Regions from separate parts of the Homo sapiens genome. Here all the other regions are linked to region 1. Evidence: chromatin loops called from intact Hi-C (ENCODE). Cell type or tissue: IMR-90. All regions are shown on one strand.

Region 1 (5,000 bases):
CGTGTCCGGAGTTTGTTCCTTCTGATGTTTGAACGTCTTTGGAGTTTCTTCCTTCTGGTGGGTTCGTGGTCTCGCCGGCTCAGGAGTGAAGCTGCGGACCTTCACGGTGAGTGTTACAGCTCTTAAGGCGGCGCGTCTGGAGTTGTTCTTTCCTCCCGGTGGGCTCGTGGTCTCGCTGGCTCAGGAGTGAAGCTGCGGACCTTCGCCGTGAGTGTTACAGCTCCTAAAGGCAGCGTGGACCCAAAGAGCGAGCAGCAGCAAGAGTTCCTGCAAAGAGCGAAAGAACAAAGCTTCCACACAGCGAAGGAAGACCTGAGGGGATTGCCACTGCTGGCTCGGGCAGCCTGCTTTTATTCTCTTATCTGGCCCCGCCCACCCCCCCCCACATCCTGCTGATTGGTCCATTTTACAGAGAGCTGATTGGTCCGTTTTGACAGGGTGCTGACTGGTGCATTTACAATCCCCGAGCTAGACACAAAGTTTGCCACCTCCCCACCAGAGTAGCTAGATACAGTGTCCACTGGTGCATTCACAACCCCTGAGCTAGACACGGGGTGCCGATTGGTGTGTTTGCAAACCTTGAGCTAGATACAGAGTGCCGATTGGTGTATTTACAATCCTTTAGCTAGACATAAAGGTTCTCCAAGTCCCCACCAGACTCAGGAGCCCAGCTGGCTTCACCCAGTGGATCCCGCACTCAGCCGCAGGTGGAGCTGCCTGCCAGTCCCGCGCCGTGTGCCCGCGCTCCTCAGCCCTTGGGCGGTCGATGGGACTGGGCGCCGTGGAGTAGGGGGCGGCGCTCGTCGGGGAGACTCCGGCCGCACAGGAGCCCACGGAGTGGGGGGAGGCTCAGGCATGGCGGGCTGCAGGTCCCGAGCCCTGCCCCGCAGGGAAGCAGCTAAGGCCGGGCGAGAAATTGAGCACAGCAGCTGCTGGCCCAGGTGCTAAGCCCCTCACTGCCCGGGGATTGCCGGCTGGTCGGCTGCTCCGAGTGCGGGCCCGCTGAGCCCACGCCCACCCGGAACTCGCGCTGGCCCGCAAGCGCCGCGCGCAGCCCCGGTTCCGGCCTGCGCGTCTCCCTCCACACCTCCCTGCAAGCTGAGGGAGCAGGCTCCGGCCTTGGCCAGCCCAGAAAGGGGCTCCGTCAGTGCAGCGGCGGGCTGGAGGGCTCCTCGAGCGGGGCCAGAGTGGGCGCCAAGGCCGAGGAGGCGCCGAAAGCGAGCGAGGGCTGCGAGGGCTGTCAGCAGGTTGTCACCTCTCAATACCACTGATTCATAAATAGAAGCTATGTTCCCCTGGGAAGAAGCTATAAGCTGAATCCACTCCTCGTTGTGGCTGAAATATGTCTCACTTTTGAGCTTTCAAAGGATGCAATCTGGTTTATTCAGAGGATAGAGGTAAGAAAGTATCAAACTACTTGCAATAGCTATGTACTAAAGGTATTTAAGGGTGCTTCACAGAAAACTGAGATAGGAACTGCGGGCTGCACAAAAGGTGGTATTCAATCCAGACATCAGGTTCACCAAGACCCATGAGATCCTACCCGTGCCAGAAACAAAATCTTCATTGAAAACTTTCATTATTTACTTGCTCAACAGGGACTAAAAAGTCCCAGCCTAGTGTTAACTGGTTCATCTGGTGACCTGATCTGGCCCTCTGTGACCCGTTACTAAGTGAAATCTAACAGAAGTGAACCGTGACCCATTTGTTTTCCAAGCATGCAATTTGGTTCATGAATCTAGAAAACAATAGTGTGAAAAGCCTTTCACTTTCTAACTTTGGAAAATGATTATTTTTTAAAAACCTAATTAGATACCATGTTTCCTCTCTCTCTTTTTTTTTAAATAAGTTAGTTTAGTTAGAAAAGGCATTTCTGTGATGCATCTAATGGACTTGCTTGCTGCAGTGTGCTGGTAGAAATCTATAAAGAGTAAGTGCTGGGGGTGGGCCTGGAGTGGTGGGGAGAAGGAAAGCAAGCCACATCTCCTGATGCACAATTCTAAAGAATCCAGTGGTTCTTGAGTGTATATAGAGAGTACATATGAGTCAACAAGTAGACAAAGAAAATCCAGACCTTTGATGACCCCTGGTGAATAAACTAAGCACTGCATTGAAATGCAGCTAGAGCCACAGACTTCCGTGCAGGCAAGCCTCTGGAATGGCTCCTCTCTCGAGTAAGGCAAAAGGTTTTTTCTCCCCCAAATGCCTGTTTCATTTGTATTACAGACATACCTTACATACTTGAGGCATCGTTATCCTTCTGAACAATTCTCATGTTGGTGATCTCTGTTGGTAGAGACTAAGAAATGTGTATCCAACACTACTTTCTATTTGTGCTGTGACCTCTTAGACCCGAACAGTGTTATTCATGGAACACTGAAGAATTCAGTGACCTCCATAAAGCAAGATCTGTAACTATCTTTCAGATTAGGTATCTATTTATTATTTTTATGGAATAATTATAAAGAATAAATCAACCATCTTACATCACTCAAATTTAAGATCAGAGTTTAAAGATAATCACTTGTCTATAACTGCTGAGTACCGGGTAAAATACTCTTCTAGGCAGCAAAAGTCTGCATTTTTGTAAACAGCTGTGTGTGACCAGCATGTGGTACATGCGAGCCAGAAAGCAGGCTGTATTTTGTCAGCTTGTAGAAGAGAAGGGAAATTTGCCATTGTAAAAGAAGGAAGCAGAGAGGGGAGGTGCAGAGACTGAAATATTTTTATTGTACACCCCAGGCGTCCAATTATAAAAGAAATGTCAAATCCCTATTTGTAATAATCCAGAATGGAACCTACCTGGTAAAGTTATATAGAGTGGAATACAAAACAGTTTATACTGTTAATACAGTTTAGCTTATCAGTTATTTGCGTACCATAACTATTGGCTTTTAAGTTTTTGTTGCCTGAACAGGAAATATTTTTTATATCTCTCAGATTGGTGTACGCAGGGTGCTGAATTGCTGAGTTTATTCCTGCTCCCTTCACCCTTTTTAATCACCACAGACTAAGGAGTGCCTTTTTTCTCTGCTATGGTTTGAATGTTCCCTCCAAAACCCATGCTGACATTTAATTTCCAATAAAATGGTATTGGGGAGTGGGGCCTTTGAGAAGTGATGAGGTCATGAGGGCTCTGCCTGGTGAATGGATTAATGCTGTTACAGGAGTGGATTAGTTATCTCAGAAGTGGGGTCCTGATCAAAGGGTAAGTTTGGCCCCCATTTTCTCTCCACCTCATGCACTTGCTCACCACATAATGCCTTCTGCCACGGATGATGCATGGGAAGGCCCTCACCAGATGCTGGGGCCATGCTATTGGACTTCCTAGCCTCCAGAGCTGTGAGCCAAATCAACTTCTTTTTTAAAATGAATTACCCAGCCTGTGATATTCTGTTAAAACAGCAGAAAATGGACTAATAAAATCTCTTTAAAAATGAACTAAATTAAATTTTTAAAGAAATACAAAGCATTACGTATTCCAAATATGTGCTTCAGCTTCATGGGTAGGCATCTCAGTCTCTCCACTGGGATTACAGGGGCTCAAGTAAACATAAGTCATCACTTTCTTATGTGGCCTTCAGCATAGTCCTTCTGGATGAGGAGGTTGGCATTCAGGAAATTTAATCAAAAGCCAGAGGTCTAAAATTTCAAAGGTGGAAAGTATCTTAGAAGTTGTTTAGTTTAATTCCTCCACTTAGTTTGAACATGAGAAAACTGAAACCTAGAATTGGGTGATGTTTCTAATACAGCACAACTAAACACAGATCTGTTTCTTCCCAGTCTAGCTGTCTGTCCTTTCCATCACTCTGCCTTCTTTGGGGCATGTTGAACATTCTGTGCCTTTATAGAGGACAGCCATGTCACCCTTGGGAGTATCGAGTAAATTGTTAAATTAGGAAATGAAGTGAAGAGGGGATATAATGAAACGTTAATAAGAATTTAAGAAACAACTCAATTTGGAGGAACATTTATACAATTTTCAGTTTCTTTTTCAAATTAGAAAAAGTAGTTTTGATTCTAACCACAAAGTCCATTTGTGTTTATTACTTCATTGCATGTTTTAATGACAAGTTATAGCATTATATATAGCACATTATAATGTGAAAGGTATGTCATGATACTATTATTGGTGTGATTAGGTATGTGTCCCACCATGTGGCTGAAGGACAAACAAATTACTAAGAATTTATGCACTGTGTGTCTCATTGTTACAAGTATTTTCTGAGACTTTTAACCCGGATATGACACATTTTGAAATCTTTATCTCATGTTTGAAGTTCGCTCATCTTTCATTTCTATATGAAGTACATATCCCAATTGAGTAAATGTAGCATTAAAAAGTCTCTTGGGGCTGGGTGTGTTGGTCATGCCTGTCATCCCAGTGCTTTTGGAGTCTGAGGCAGGAAGATCACTTGAAGCCAGGTGTTGAAGACCACCCTGTGTAACAGAGCAAGACCCCATCTCTACAAAAACATTTTAAATTAGCCAGATATGGTGGCATGCACCTGTAGTCCTAGATACTCAGGAGGCTGAGACAGAGAATTTCTTGAGCCCAGGAGTTCGAGGTTAGTGAGCCATAATTACACCACAGCATTCTGGCCTGAGCAACAGTGAGACTCTGTCTCTAAAAGAAAAGAAAAGGCTCTCCAGTATGCCACTGAGGCAGAAAAGTATCTGTGTATAAAGTGTTGGAAGATATGTCCAAATGCCTTCAAACTAAAAGTCATGGGCTCTAAGCCACCAAATACAACATAGGACTATTCACCCCAGATTCAATGAATCCTTCCTTTCAAAAGATCAGCTGGACATGATATGAGGTTCTTAGTAACCTGATCAAGGTTTGTTTCCCAGTTTTGAATCCATAGAAACCAACAAATTTAATGGAAAGGTAGCAAGATTTAATGGAAAAAGCATTGGGAATCTGAAGACTTAATTTTGCAACCCATCTCTGCCCTCTATAGCTGTGTAACTTTGGGCAAATTCTTTAGCCTTTCTTG
Region 2 (5,000 bases), 350 kb before region 1:
TCTTCAGTGGTATAAATCATACCAAGAAGGAACATAAAAAATAACTCCGATTTTAACTAAAAAGTTCCTACCTATAGATTGGCTGTATGACCTATGGAAAGTAAATTAATGTTTCAATTTCTCAGGTATTTTTACCCATAGAATGGGAGAATTGAACAACATAAATGGCAACATCTTCTCCACTTCAAACATTCATTAGTAACAGGACAAATTCAAGGCTGGGAGCTGCATTTCACCTAGTATTTAAATTCCATGTATCTAGTAGCAGCTACCTAGAGGGCTGTGGTAAGGATTATGGACTGCCAGGCTCAGTGAAAAGAGTAGGGTATTGATTAGTGATGTCTGCTTTGGTGCAATGATGAGGAGTAGTGGCACATGTTTTGTGCTCTATTGCTGCCCAAATTCTAGTAAGAGGGTCCACAAGACAACTGTGTTTTCATTAAACACACATAAACACACACACCACTTGAACCAAATTGTGGATGAAACCACAGGCATGAGTTCTATTCCATTTTCAGATGATTCAGCTTCAATTAAATCAAATTTCTGTTCCCTTATTTATATATCTCAAACCCAAAGGGAACAGAGAAAAGGGTTTGTGGATAACTCAGTTTAAACATGTCACCACTTCAGACCTAGGTCTTCTAAAAACTTTGGCACTTGCAGAGAACAAGGTACTAAATTACAGCTAGTTACCCATCTAAAATAGCATTGAGCCCCAAAACATAACTTTTTTATGACCATGGGCCTTGGAACAAAAAGAGGTGTCGAAAAATATGTATGGGAAATGGTACAAACTCCATCTTAAGTCTGTTTCGAAAGTGAATATGAACAATTTTTAGAACTACTTTAGTATGTCTGACAAAATTGTGTTTCCAGAATATGCAAGTAAAGAGTGGAGAGTTACAAAGCAGTGTTTGTAGAATGTTAGATAAGATGGTGAAGTTAATCAGATTTCAGGGTTCATCTTGACCCACTGCCTCCCGGGACACTGATCAAAGTTTCGTGAATCCTTCTGATGCAGAGTTATTCATTAGAGTTCTCAGCACATAATTATGGACTGTCAGAAGATTTCAGCTTCGTGTAATAAATGAGAAGCATGCCTGCAGCTTGCTGAGGTGTTAGCTTAATAGTCTCATAAGATAGGTTGTTTTTCTTCTCCCTCAAGACCTGAGCAAAATGGCTTATATCTTGCCCACCCCATTTCAAATGAAGATGTAATGTTTAGGACTTAAATTTCTTTAAAAGTTTATTTCTTAGGGGAAGAAACACAGCTTCTCATTTTATTTCCCTTTCCTTCGTTCTATCTTCTTTTGAACTGGAAGTGTAACAGATTTTGTTTTTATGCCTGAATCTTGGTAAGGATGTAGAAGTTTTTCTTCTACCACACATAGTTATATACAGTAAAATGTTAGTAAATTGGTGCTGATAAGCAGTGCCACATTTAAATTGCTGCCTGCATGATGCTCTTACTCGGAGATGCAATTATTTCCCTTGGTTTTGACAAGATGTCAACTGTGATATGCACAGAGCACAAACATATCCTAAGACACCATAGTGCATTAGAAATCTTTCCAGAGGAAAACTCAAGTTATGTGTCTGGGGCTCCCATTCCGATTCTGTCCTCTGTCTTTGGATGTTTGTTTATGTTTAGATTATTAGCTGATTATGCATATGAAATGGCATTTAAGAAGCATGAATTTTTCTATTTAGTGATCATAATGAACAGTGGCTTCTAGGAGTATTTTGCCTTCATTTTCAAGTTTGAGAATACAAAAAGGAGAACAATTTACCATTAGTCATTTTCTTGGTAATGATTGTAGAATTGCTTGTATATAATGGCTTCTGGAGGGAAATTATGGTGGCTAATTTATGATAGAATTGTACTGCAGTGCAGCTCACTGTTGAGAAAACAGAGATGCATCCGATTCAGAGTCTGGCAGTGAGGAGTTTATAGTCTAGTTGGGGAAATGTATTAGTCACGATAGGCTGGTTGCTATTACAGTCCCTCCAAATCACAGTGGCTTAGCACAATCAAAATATATTTCCAACTAGTTGGGAGGGCTTTACACGTGTTTATCCAGGGACCCAGGCTCCATCCACCTTAGGTTCCAGTATCGTGGGGGTCCACAGTGTTTTCTCCATTTAGCCAGATAAAGAGCAAAGAAAATGAGGATTCCTCATGAGAGGACTGACAGCGGGTAAGTGGCTCTCCTCACATCCCATTGGCCAAAACCCAGGTACATGGCCAAATGTAGGTGCAAGGGAGGCTGGGAAATGTAGTCTAATTTACTACACAGCTGGCAGCCTCTGCCATTGCAGTAAGTATATGCGACAGGGTAAAAAGGGTTAATGTGGTGAGGACAAAGGACTGCAGAGGCCTGGCTAGGAGGGTCCAGATGCTTAATAATACTTTGTATAGAAGGTAAGTGGGTCATTTTTGTACCAGCTCTGTCTGGTAGTCATGCTTCCCTCTAGCACAGTATTCCTTAGTGATGTGCAAGAATTTGAGTGCCTGGCCTGCACTGAATATGAAGCTCATTGTGTAACCTAGGAATAGCTAATGGCCAAACAGTTCTGGGGCAGATTCTACCCTCTACTGCCGTAATCAAGGACAAGCCAGGCAAGACTGGAAAAACGCCCTGTGGAGTAGAAACCCTGCTCATGAAATCAGTTGCCCTGTGTTGCTGCAAGTTGACAAGGACTGTGGTAAGCAGACCCACCTCAAACACCGTTTCCTTGAGAGGTGAAGGGGGTGTGAAGGTTGTACGATGTACGCCCGGGGGTCAAGATGATCCAACGGAAGGCCTGGCTGCAGGTATTGCCACTGAAGAGCCTTGCGTTATCTGCCCCCTCACTTTATCTTTCTTTGATATTTGTAATGTATTTTAATGCCCCTAGACTTCTCTCTTTTGTTGACATTAGTATTTCAGTTTTCAGCCAACTACAAAATATGTCCTACTCAGGGCCAGGATTAGTGTCAGAAATCTAAGGGGGTGCCAAAAGCTCAATAATAAAGGTAAATAATATTTTAATGTAATATTTAATCAGTATTAATTTTTAAAATCCTTGGTGAACAAAATATCAAAATTTTAAATGGGGTAGAATACACATTAGTGATTTATCCTTTCCCTTAGCTCCAGTATGGCACAACAGGGCAGTATTAAATCATCTTGTCTTTATTTAAAATTTTGATAATTTGTTCATCATGCATTTTTTTGTACTAATGTTGATTATTTTAAATACTGCATCAAAATGTTTTTTTATCCTGATTACTGAGTTTTTGGAGCCCCCTTAAATGATTCACCTATGGGGAATACATCATGCCTCACCCTAATCTGAGCTCTGGCACTTACCTCTGTGTCTCTAGTGCCTAGCACAATACCTGAGACATGGTGGGTGCTCAGGAAATGCTTACGAATGCAAGAATGCTGGAAAAATAAATGGGAAAACTAATATGTCAGGTGTCTTAGAATTGGAAGAAAGGATAGTATAGGAACCACAGCACACGGTTTTCAACCCAGTCATAAAGCCAGGGGGGTTCCAATATAGTTAGTCATTGAATTTGACAAGCAGGCAGATTCCTGCACAAACACTTTTACAATAGCATTTTCCAAATGGATCCTGTATGTCACCTTCTTAAATCATTGTGCATATTTTCCACCCTTAAGGAGGAGAGTATTCAGAGTATCCTTTCTTTTTTCAACAAGTGTCTGTTAAATAACTACCTTTTTCTTATTTCTTCTATTTTCTTCCCTTTTTTTTAAATTTTGAGAGAGCAGTGTTGATGTTTACTTATCAGTAGCTCTGATTCATTGAATTTCTCTTACATGTTGGGTGTTGGGTGCTTTGAATGATTACAGCAACCTGTTTCAGGTAGGTTTTCTTTTTTCTTTTTTTTTTTTTTTCACATCCATCTTTCAAAGGTAGAAAAGAAGGCCTTTCCTTATTTTGAGTGGATTTAAAAGTAGAATTTTAAGCTAGGTTTCTCTGGCTCCATAGCCATGCTCTTCCCAGCACTGGGGACATGCTTGGGGATAAAGGCATTCCTCTGGTTGTGACTTTAACGGCATCCCAAAGGCAGAGGAACAGAATGCGGACTTTGAAACTGCTCTGACCTCCGCTGATGACAGGAACATTGCTGGACATGCAGGTGAGAATCTTATCAGTGGGATGAACTGCCCCAGACTTGTAGAGGCTTTCAGGTGGTGGGCTCCCTTTTTGCTTTCTTCGCTATGGCTTGCAAATCCTGCAGTTTAAGGAGGCAGCATACCTCTCAGAGGAAGTACAAGACAGTCTTTTTCCTAGTTTGCCTTTGACTAGGATCTTAAGCCTGTGAGACTCTTTGGGCTTCAATCTTTTAATTTGCAAAGAGGGAATAATTCTAATACCTTTCACTTACCACCCATGTTGACTATTGTTGAGTATGTGCAAGGCATAAATGTCATCTGTGCAAAATTTAAATGTTTGGAATTTACTCCAAAAGCAATGGGACCCTATTTCAGGGAATCAGAGAAGGTAATGATGATACAAGCTGAAACCAAACCACAGTAGAATGTGAGTGCAGGAAACCCTCCTTTAGTATGAAATATCTTGTTTGCATTAAGCTGTTTTACCTTGGAAGAGTTTGGTTCTATTTAGCAGTTTCCTAAAGAAGGAAGGCTGTATTTTCAGCCAAAGACCTGGAAAACATTTGTTTTTAAGAAAAGGTAGCTTAATCATTTTTCTGATGTTGTGGGGTGGGGCGGGGGACAGAGGGGAGGCATTTCAAAGCACAGACTTCTCTTATTCTGATGATCCAATGCCCTCTCTGAGTTCTAAAGTAGCTAAACACATTCATAGTAGTTTCACTGAAAGAAAGGACAGCCTGGAGCCAAAACTTTCATGCCAAACTTTAAGCTAGGGCAGAGTTTTATAGCCATGTTAGAAACCTCTGAAAGAAGGGGGATTATAGTGAAAAATGCTGACCTGTCCTTAACCTAACAGCAGGAATGGCAGCA
Region 3 (5,000 bases), 170 kb before region 1:
ATTTCTGGAGAACAAAGGGATCCCTACAAGGTGATGCATAAACATGCGTGGCCCAGATGGACTGTGCTCATTGGAGACAGGGAAAACAAAAGGCCTTTGATTGTGCCTCGTTTTCTTTGGAAGTGTGTCTTGCTTCAGACTAACAGAATGCCTTTGCTCCTAGAATAAAATGTAATGGAACTGAAAATTGAAGAATCTGGGCCTTTTTCCCTTTCCTAATTATTTCCACTTGACTCACTTAATCTTGGACGATTATTCAGTCATATCTGAAATGAGAAAATGACGGGAGTAAAATTTCCATCTCTTGTTACAAGGGCTTATAAACATTAACAGAATAATCCTGTACAAAAAAAAAAAAAAAAAAAAAACAAATACAAATCACAATTGATGGTGCCTTGTTTTTATAGATTAGAAAAAAATCCCCGCATTGTTAGGGAAGCAGCTCAAATTTCGGCATGCAGTAACCTTGTCAAACCTTGATAGGTGATTTCACTAGTAAGGTTGAAAAACTATCATTTTAAACAAATATTTCATAATGGGAGATTGTATAAAAATGAAGGAGCCAACTTGTTTACTTGCAACTGGATAGGTTGGGAAATTAAGCCCTAAAATAGTTCCTTGAAGATCAGAATCACTAACACTCAGAGGCTCACAAATTGGTTTCCGAGCCTTGGAGTTGTCACAAGTCTATGTCCATGAGCCTTCCTGCAGGTGTAAGAATAAAAGGATTCAAGCAATTCTAATAGTTTCTGAGGGTTAGATTAGGACTCAATGTACAAAAAGTCTTTTTGACAACTGGAGCTGTCTAAAATTGCAGCTAACAACCAAGATGAGGACGTTGCCCCTTACTATACAGTAACAAGCAGCAAAGACTGACAAGCCACTTACAGGTTGCTGTCAGGGAAGTTGGGCATAAGATGGAGGTTTGGACACAGTGACATCTGAAGCCCCTTTCAGTCCTTATTGTTCTGGCAAATTAAGGTCTTAGTTTTAATTTAGTCTCCACACTTAGGCTTTTGGTATTATCCGGGATGGTTCAGAACACCCCACTTTCATTAAACATCTACTTTCCATACTCCTGCTGTACAAAGTTGGCAAAGCAGGTACAGGAGAGAAATGAATGAATCTCATCAGAGCATCTTTTTAAGTGCTGCTGATTGCCTCTCGACATTCTTGAACCAAATCAGAGTAAGTTTAGAATGCCTTCCCCACAAGCCCACTGTGAGCCAAGGATTCAGGTGCATGTGATTTATGAAGGACGCACTTGCAAGAGAACTCAGGAGAGGATGGGGAAAGGGGAAAAAGCAAGGCATGGGTGCCAATTCAGGTAGTCTCAGCCTAGCCCAATCCCACAGGGAGCTCTGGAACATAACGTCTCAGCATTTGTCTCACTTTGAGGCAAAGGAGCACTGTTTAGTAGTGTGTGTGTGTGTGTGTGTGTGTGTGTGTCTGTGTGTGTGTGTGTGTGTTTGGGGGGTGGAGGATGCTAGCCATTGGCTCTAAAGTACACAGAAACTGGGGCACGGACACACCAAAGCTGAGGGGCGGCAGCACATTGCTAATCGAAGGGATCAGAGGGGCGCTGGGTGGGGCATCAGTAGTTTCTGCCACATTTATATCACCTGTAATCTTTGAAAATTCTCCATTAGGAAAGTAAATTACGAAAGGATCACGTTGTCTATTTTAGACATATTCACTAACTAGGAGATTGTAGCTTCCTTTACATAAAGAATTGTGGCTCCTTCTTAGAAATCCAATCGGCAGTTAGTGATTAAATGATTTACCATGATGCTGGTCCCACACTGCTGGCTGCTGTGGAGTTTTAAAAGATTAAGAGGCAGTCAGCCTAGCCCTCGTGGACTGACCAACACAATTGTACAGATTAAATTTATAACAAGAAACAAAGCCCCAGTGCACATGTCCAATCACAGGAGTGTTGAAAGTGGATTCTGCAGTTCTTCTTGTACCCTGAGAGGCGCAGTGTGGACTGGTCTGGTCAGGGGAGTGTTGAAAGTGGATTCTGCAGTTCTTCTTGTACCCTGAGAGGCCCAGTGTGGACTGGTCTGGTCAGGGGAGGTTTCATTCAGGAGGTGAGTCATAAACAGGATCTTGGAGGAGTTACATTAGGAGGAGGGAGTCCGTTCCGGGCAGGAAGAATGAATAGTATGCTACGTGGGAAGTTTGCAGACAGTGAGATAGGCTCTTTTCAGGACCCAGGGAAATATGCATTTATGGTACGTGGTACAGTCACAGTATGGAGGTGCTTAATGTCTTAGCCTTTTGAGACTTGCGTGTTAAGCAGTACATGAAGATATTTGTACCTTGAGTATAGCACGATAAACTCAATTTTAGGAGAGTCCATTTGATATCACAGGATGGATTGGTGAGAGACGAGAGCCTGAGGCAGAAATGCAGCAAGGAGTTGGTATTCGTGGTCCGGCCCCATCGTGCTCTGTGAACCCACCCTCTGTGTGCAGGTACCTGCAGGTTCTCTCCGCCTGGATGTCCAGGAGTCATCTCAGTGTTAACACATTCAAAACCAAATTGCTGATTTACCTCCAACCTGCTCCTTCTGTGATCTCCTTTGCTGTTCCTCGGGCCAAAACTTAAGGCCATGCTTGGCTCCTGTGTTTCTCTCATATTACACAGTGAATTCAGCTCGACCTTCGAAAGAGCACTTTTGAAGGTCGAGCAATTCAGCTGGACCACTTCTCACCCCCTCTGGTTCCCTCAAGCCGTTGGCATCTTTCATCCAGATTGTTGTAATAGCCCCTAACCAGACACACTTGTCCTCTTCCGGTATTCTGCACAGTAATCAGAGTGAATCTTTTATAAGATAAACCACTTTGTTTCCTGCTTACACACTTCCAGTGGTTCACCATTACAAGGAAAGCAAATACGGAATCTTCATGTGCTTGAAGGCCTCACATGATCTGACCTCTGGCAATTTGTCCAGCCCTGCATCCTGCACCCTTCCTCTTGCTCCCTTGCTCACTCCTCTCCAATGACTGTTTTCAGAACCCATCAGTTTGTTTCCTCGGTAGATTTCATGCCTTTCTCCATATCTTGCTCCATCGCTTCATTCAGGTTTCAGCCCAGAATGTCCAGTCTACAGAGGCCTTCCCTGACCTCCACATCTAGAATAGCATGTGGGGAGCATGTAGATAGAGGTGTGCATCATCCCTACAGAGTATGACTGAGCTCTCTGGAAGGAGTGAGGACCAAAAAAATGACAGTGGAAGAATGGGGAAGAGGAAGAGAAAGGGAAGGAAGTCAGAATCAGGAGAAAGAGTAAAGGGAGGTATCCTGTCTTAGCAAGGGATACTGAGTTCAGTGACTCCCTGGGTCAAGATCATCTCATTCAGGATCAGAAAGTTACCATGACAGTGCCCCATCCTGAGAACCAGGGGTGATCGTCAAGGGAAAGGAGACGGGGCCCTGGGACCACTGTGTGTGTGCTTAGGATGCAAATGGTGAGGAATGATGAGCACCATGCTTTATTTTTGTCAATTGCAGGCATTCATGTTACTAGGCCAGGATGCAACCAAGTGACAAACCTGCAGGGGAGGGGACAGTGAAAACCAAACAGAAGTGGTCCATTCTGTTTTATTGCTTCAATCTCTACTCCAACAAAGACCGCTTTCCCTAAAGGGCATGGTGTCAGAATATACACAGTGGTGATAAGGTATGCTAGAGACTTTTCCAGAGAACTTGGCTACCCAGGTTCTTTCCCTCCTAGAACAAGCTCTGAATGACAGGCTTCCGGCTAGAATATCAAAGAGTCAGGCGGGGCTCAGTGGCTCATGCCTGTAATCCCAGCACTTTGGGAGGCCGAGGCGGACGGATCACAAGGTCAGGAGATCAAGACTATCCTAGCTAACATGGTGAAACCCCATCTCTACTAAAAATAGCAAAAAAAAAAAAAAGAAAAAAATTTAACCGGGCGTGGCGGCAGGCGCCTATAGTCCCAGCTACTCGGGAGGCTGAGGCAGGAGAATGGCATGAACCTGGGAGGCAGAGCTTGCAGTGAGCCGAGATCGCGCCACTGCACTCCGGCCTGGGAGACAGAGCAAGACTCCGTCTCAAAAAAAAAAAAAAGAGTCATAAGAGGAAGAGAAACTGTGTTAGCCTGTGCAGTGTAGTGTGGTGTGGACACAAGGAGAAAGTTGGGGGTGGGCTGTTTTATGAGCCAGTATAATGTAATGTCTGAGAGCATAATTTGGGATTCCCTCTAACACACCGAAATCCAAGCCTGACATTTAGTAGCTGTGTAATTTATTTTAGATTTCTCATCTCTACAGTGGAAGTCACAATAGTATGTACTCCATAGAGTTGTGAGGCACACAGTATCCAACACACTGTAGAGATTGGTGTATATTTATTTAATTGAAATGCAGTGTTTAAAAGTGCTTCCTGTTGACTATGCACATCCAGCCCTTTTCTGTGGGATTCAACCGCACGATGCTTTCTCCTTCCTGACCTGAAACAAACGGTCATATGGTAGTGGTTTTAAAGCACATTGTAATAGTATCTGTATCAGTCAGGGTTCTCCAGAAAAAGAGACTCACCAAGATAAATATCTATATATTATGTGTGTAGGAGTGTGGAGAGAGATAATAATTTCAAGAAATTGGCTTCTGAGATTATGGGGGCTGACAAGTCAGAAATTTGTAGGGCAGGCCGAAAACTCTTGGGCAAGAACTGATGCTGCATTCCAGAGGCAGAATTTATTCTTTTTTTAGTGAAACTTTAGTTTCTTTTGCTCTTCAGGCTTTTCACTGATTGGATGAGTCTTGCCCAGATTGTAGGGGATAATCTTCTGTTTTTAAAGTCAACTGACTGTAGATGTTAAGCCCATCAAGAGAATTCCACAGTACAGCAGTCACACACCTAGATGAGTGATTGAATAACTGGATACTAAAGTCTAGCACGTTAACACCTAAAACTAACCAGCACAGTAGTCACACCTCACAGCTCATATGGGCTCTCAAAGAAGGGGA
Region 4 (5,000 bases), 490 kb after region 1:
AAAAGTAACTTGCCCAAGGTCACACAACCACTAAATTGTGAAATCAGGTTCTGAAACCACGCAGTCTGGCACCAAAGTCCTTGCTGTTAATCTGCCATGCTTATGACCTGCTACAGATTGGAGTAGGATTGGAGTAGGAACAATTTCAAGGGCAAACCTGCAAAATAGTCACAAACTTTGCTGGGTATTTGTTTTGCCTTTACAGGTGCTTGCTTTGGAAAAGGTGTCAGTTAAATAGTTTCATAAGCAAGCAAAAAGACTTTCCTTTTAAGGTGACTTAAGAACAATGAATGTATCTTTTCAATAATGTGAACTCAGTTTTACTGAGTTTTAAAATTAACATTACTTACATTATTTGAGCAGGCAGGCAGGAAAGAACAACCCGTTTTACATATAAACAAGATATATACAAGCATACAAACTATTACTTTTAAATTGACTTTAATGCTGTCATTTCAATGTTATAAATGTTGTTGGTGTTTTGAAATAAAGACTGCTATACAATGGACTCCCCTAAGCTGGAAACAGCTTCACAGTCCCAAGAAGTTTTCCTGTAAATGTCAGTATGCTACTACATTAATACTGCCTAGTAAATTATTTAAAGCATATGCAATTCTAGAGTTTTTTTTTTTTGCCTAAATGATAAAAAGGAAACAATTTATTTATTGCTAAAATTTATATAATTTTTAAATTTTCATTTAAATATTATAAATTTGTCCACAAGCTTTCTGGCAGTGGTGAAATTTTAAGAGTAAGAATAAAATAAAATAAATGAGTTGCATCTGTTTACATACCTGTTAAATAAACAATTTTAAAAATCATAAAGCTTTCCATACAACTCTGACCAGACAAATTGAGCAGAAAAATGTCCTTTTATTCAAATGTTATGGCTGTTTAGAATCTTTCTGCTTTATCTCTTTAAAACATACATAGTCCATTAATATATTCACTGAATCTTTGAAATTTTGATTGCTTCATAAAATGATTTTGTTACAAACCTTTTAATAATCTATTAAATATATCAATTCTTTTAATCATAATTTAATTATACTTAATATTATGTCTAAGCCACCTCTTTAGCCATTTTCAAATAAAGAGAAACCAGTAGAGTCTTTAAGTGTTCAATTGCGAATATCAATATAGAAAAGATAATATTTCAGTAATAGAGAAAAATTTAACCTGTAACAATTTAACATCAAAAGAAAAATGTCTTGGATTCATCAAAATTGATATACTCAGTTAATTTTTTTGGAAGGAAAAAAATCTTCAAAACCTAGAAACTGAAGAAGAGCAATAATAATTGAACATGTAAGCTTTTGGGATAAAAGCTCAGTGAAAGAATTCCATTTGGTGGAAGTAGAATTACATTCATAGTAAACAAATATTGGTGCTTAAAGTAAAATCAAACCAAAGAAAAACAAATTTTAGCAAGCATTGTGCTAGTGTGACTAGGGAATACACTTTAAATGTGCCTGTTGAACAATAGACTTGTTACAACAGTATTTTAAAAGCAAAGAATATTATCACAAGTCGAGATAGTTTGCAGGAAAAAAAAAAACAATCATGGAAGAGTAGTGGCTTAGAAAATGTAAGGAATACTTGTCAAAAATTATACTGTTGATTGTTATTTAGAGTGAAGCTTATTATTTACTATATTAGTATTTTTCCAATTGAGGGCAGGCCTTGTGCCAATCCCTATTCTAGATGTCTTACATTCTTATTTGATACTGATTGAAACCTTGCAAAAGATGTCTCAGTATCCCTATTTCACCAGTGAGGAAAAGAGAAATTGAAAGTTGCCCCAAATCAAAACTAGCAAGTGGTAGAACTAACTTTAGAAAGTAGGACTGCCTCACTTCAAATAGTCAAATGGGATGGGCTTAATCTATCTTTCAGTTTTTCACCATATAAATTATTATAGTTTCAAAATAGGGATTATGTGCAACTCCCCCAAACACACAAACACATAGACACACATTTTCTCTCTGACAATCACAAGCCAGGTGCCTAGCTTAAAAGTTTTTATTACTTTGTTTCAGAGTTTTTTTTCCTCTGCCTTACAGGATGCCTCTTAATACGCTTGCCATCTTTTCCCCTTGCACTTTTTGTTAGTAGATATTTAGAATATGAAAACTAAATGGAATATTAGTCTAAGCAAATTGCATTTGGAAAACTAAATCTGCCGGAAAAGAACAAATTACACCCTACAGCTCCTGTACACCCATCCTGAGACCAGACCTAAATCAAACATTTTTTTAAAGAAGTCGTAGTTTGGTTTTAGTTGTAAATCTGCTCATCTACATTAGCACAATTTCTGACAACTTGAAAATAAATTATAGAAGTGACCCCAAAGTTCCAGAGAATTGGCTCCGTGTCCCATTTTTTCTTCCTTGTTCCTGGTTTGTCATTCTGTTCATTTCTCTTCTTGGATTTGAGAAAGGAATCTGTTGACTCAGCAGCCCAGGGCTGCGGTTCTTTCTCTCTGGGATCCCTGCTCATTAGCTTCCTATGCGTGGCTTTCTTCCCTGCTGGCTCTGGGCTATAACCTCTCCTCTCATCCTCTTCAGGGAATGGAGAAAATTTGCTTATAACTGTGATCTAAACATAATCATGCAATAGGTACCCTAAAAATACTCAAGGAAGGAAGTACAAAGGACAGACTACCAATTGATAGGACGTCTTCTTGGATTTCATGATTGATACATTAGATTTCTTTACTCTGGGCAAAAAAAAAAAAAACAAAAAACTCCTAGACCAAAAAGTGTACCTTCTCCTTAGAAAGTGCCTGTCAATACTATTTCAGAGAAATACTATGAAGTTGGACTTTTGTGGGTGCTTACGACAGCAATTTCCCTAAAGAGCTTAGAAGTGGGGAAATAAACCAAAATAGAAGTTGAAGACTTTTTAAAATATTTCAAGGACTAAAATGGTCACTGTAGACATCAGGAAAGAAATCTCAGCACACAGTCCTCTTCAGCAAAGTCCACCGCTAAGTTATTTGTTTAGTAAAGAGTTTGTCAGGTAGCACTGCAGCTATTTGGGCAGACCCAACCAGAGAAAAAGATTCCCTGGCATAGAGTAAGCATGACGGTGCCACCTACTGGCCACTTTGCCACACTCTGTCATCCTGTGCCTAGCCCAAGTGGCTCTTGGCTTTGACACTGTCTTTATGGTGGTTTTGCTCTCAACCACAGGTGAAGATAGTGGTTGCTGGCCCCCCTGATAAATAAATAACTCTTGTTTGGGATAGGCAAATTCCTAAACTCACAGGAATTGTTTTCTTTCTTTATACCATCCTTGTATAAAATATACTACCATAAAATGTCATAAAAATTAGAGATTCTCTGCAAGAATATGGGCCTTATGTGATGATAATACAAGCACTTCAAACCTGATTGATGCTTGTTGTGAAGGTTTTCTTAGTACAAAGGGAACATGTTTCTACACTGCCACTCTGATTGTCTCTCCAGTTAATGATTTCCAGAAAAGAGAAGTGGTATAATCAAAATTAAGATATAGTCCTCTGATAGAATAAATTAATGCTATGCTTTCCTATTAAATAATATAGGTGTTTTCAAGGGGAGCCAGTGTTAAATTAGGAGCAAGGTTCGTTCTATTTCCCCAATAGTTTTACTTGCATAAAGGATATGCTGCCTGGCCCAACCCTGCAATTTACAGGGCCCAGGATACCATGTGTCTAAATATTTTAAAAGTTATGAATCAGACTATAAATAAAATCTGTTCTATCCACCTACCTTGACAAATATGTCTTGATAACAACTTGGAAGGCTGAGTTTGGATTTGAAATTCTGTCTCCCCTGAGTTCCATACCAGAAAATATTGACATAGACATAGCCAGCCCGTGTCGCCAGCCTCTGGCCCTAGACTGCTTCATCACTCCCCATCTTATATTATGAACAGCTTTGTGCTCAGATTTGTGGACACCTCAGCCCAGTCTTCAAGTTTTGTCTACCTTTTGCAAACAGCTGCCCCTTTTTGGCTGTCTCTTCATGCCTCTGAATGGTAGAGTTGGAGAAGAGAACTGCCAGGGCCTGGAAGGGAACTCAGAGCCACGGGGCAGGGAATTCTAGGGTCTCAGATAAGAAGAGGTGGTATGGGAGGAGGGAGGGAAGCACAGGCTCCAAGAAGTCACATCCAGCTGGCTCTGTGGACTCCTTACACTGTAGGAAAGGGACTGGCAATGGAAAACACAAAGCAGAGTTCTCCATAGTGTGGGTCTTGGGCCAAAGGCCCCTCTTGCTTTGGCCTTAATGGTGGTGTTAAATGCTCCTGTTTTTGAGGCTACTTTTCTCTTCAAAGGCAACTAAGGCCAATATTGTAATCTGAACACTTCACCGCCTGCACACTCACTTGTAAGTGTGTCTTAGACATTTAAACACAATTAGGTACACCTGTTGCTATGTCCCCAAGGCAGGCAGAAAAGCCGGAACAGTTAGAATCATGCTGCCCTGTTTACAGATTGGCCAGTAGCACACATTGCCAGGATAGCTGTCTAGCCCACAACAGCAAGACCAACAGCCACTGCGGGCAGGATTTGCCCACGTGTGGAGCAAACTGCCAGAGATCTTGGCCTTCTTAGCAGGTTTCAATAAAAACTATTTAAAGATACATAGAAAAGTACACATACACATACAAAGAAAAGTAACCAAGGAACACAAGGTTTTACCAAATGGAATGTTGTTAATCCTTGCAAATATTATAAAACTAGAAATTAAAGTCAGCAACCTTTTCCTCGCTTGCAAAACCATGTATCAGTGCTAAATGCAGAATGCTTTGATTTATTTGGTTCTTGTTTGGGAGACATTTAAGGAAAATAATAATGCTCTGGACTCCTTATATTGAAATTTCAAGATGTTTCTTTTCACCATCAAAAACATCCAGAATAGCTGCCATTACCTACCTTTTTTGAATCAGTTTTATTATCTCTGTTTTTTTTTTTTTTCTTTGAGATGGAATTTTGCTCTTGTTGCCCAGGCTGG

The links. Peaks named below come from ENCODE experiments on the same cell type or tissue, not always from the same donor. Only the 100,000 strongest peaks of a DNase experiment are listed, where the experiment ranks them.
Region 2: it touches region 1 in a loop (7-fold over the local background); 8 of 110 quality-filtered maps call a loop at or near these places.
Region 3: a loop joins it to region 1, with 2.6 times the contacts of the local background. A loop is called at or near these places in 3 of 110 quality-filtered maps.
Region 4: a loop joins it to region 1, with 4 times the contacts of the local background. A loop is called at or near these places in 4 of 110 quality-filtered maps.

What each region holds. Positions count from the first base shown.
Region 1 is chr9:3,729,892-3,734,891 of GRCh38, reverse strand. No RefSeq gene overlaps it. Among named protein-coding and RNA genes, the nearest start is that of RFX3-DT, 64 kb to the right of the region's middle. In IMR-90, a CTCF peak has its summit at 2,103; a DNase peak (open chromatin) is centred at 2,101; H3K4me3 peaks cover 227 bases; H3K27ac peaks cover 156 bases.
Region 2 is chr9:4,078,653-4,083,652 of GRCh38, reverse strand. The region is part of intron 4 of GLIS3 (GLIS family zinc finger 3); the gene reads left to right. Among named protein-coding and RNA genes, the nearest start is that of GLIS3-AS1, 180 kb to the right of the region's middle. In IMR-90, a CTCF peak has its summit at 1,887; a DNase peak (open chromatin) is centred at 1,952; H3K27ac peaks cover 333 bases.
Region 3 is chr9:3,904,075-3,909,074 of GRCh38, reverse strand. All of the region lies in intron 6 of GLIS3 (GLIS family zinc finger 3), which reads left to right. Among named protein-coding and RNA genes, the nearest start is that of GLIS3-AS1, 7.9 kb to the right of the region's middle. In IMR-90, no CTCF peak of the experiment used is centred here; a DNase peak (open chromatin) is centred at 2,114; H3K27ac peaks cover 683 bases.
Region 4 is chr9:3,238,964-3,243,963 of GRCh38, reverse strand. The region is part of intron 15 of RFX3 (regulatory factor X3); the gene reads left to right. Among named protein-coding and RNA genes, the nearest start is that of LINC01231, 60 kb to the right of the region's middle. In IMR-90, a CTCF peak has its summit at 3,105 (motif pointing left); a DNase peak (open chromatin) is centred at 3,083.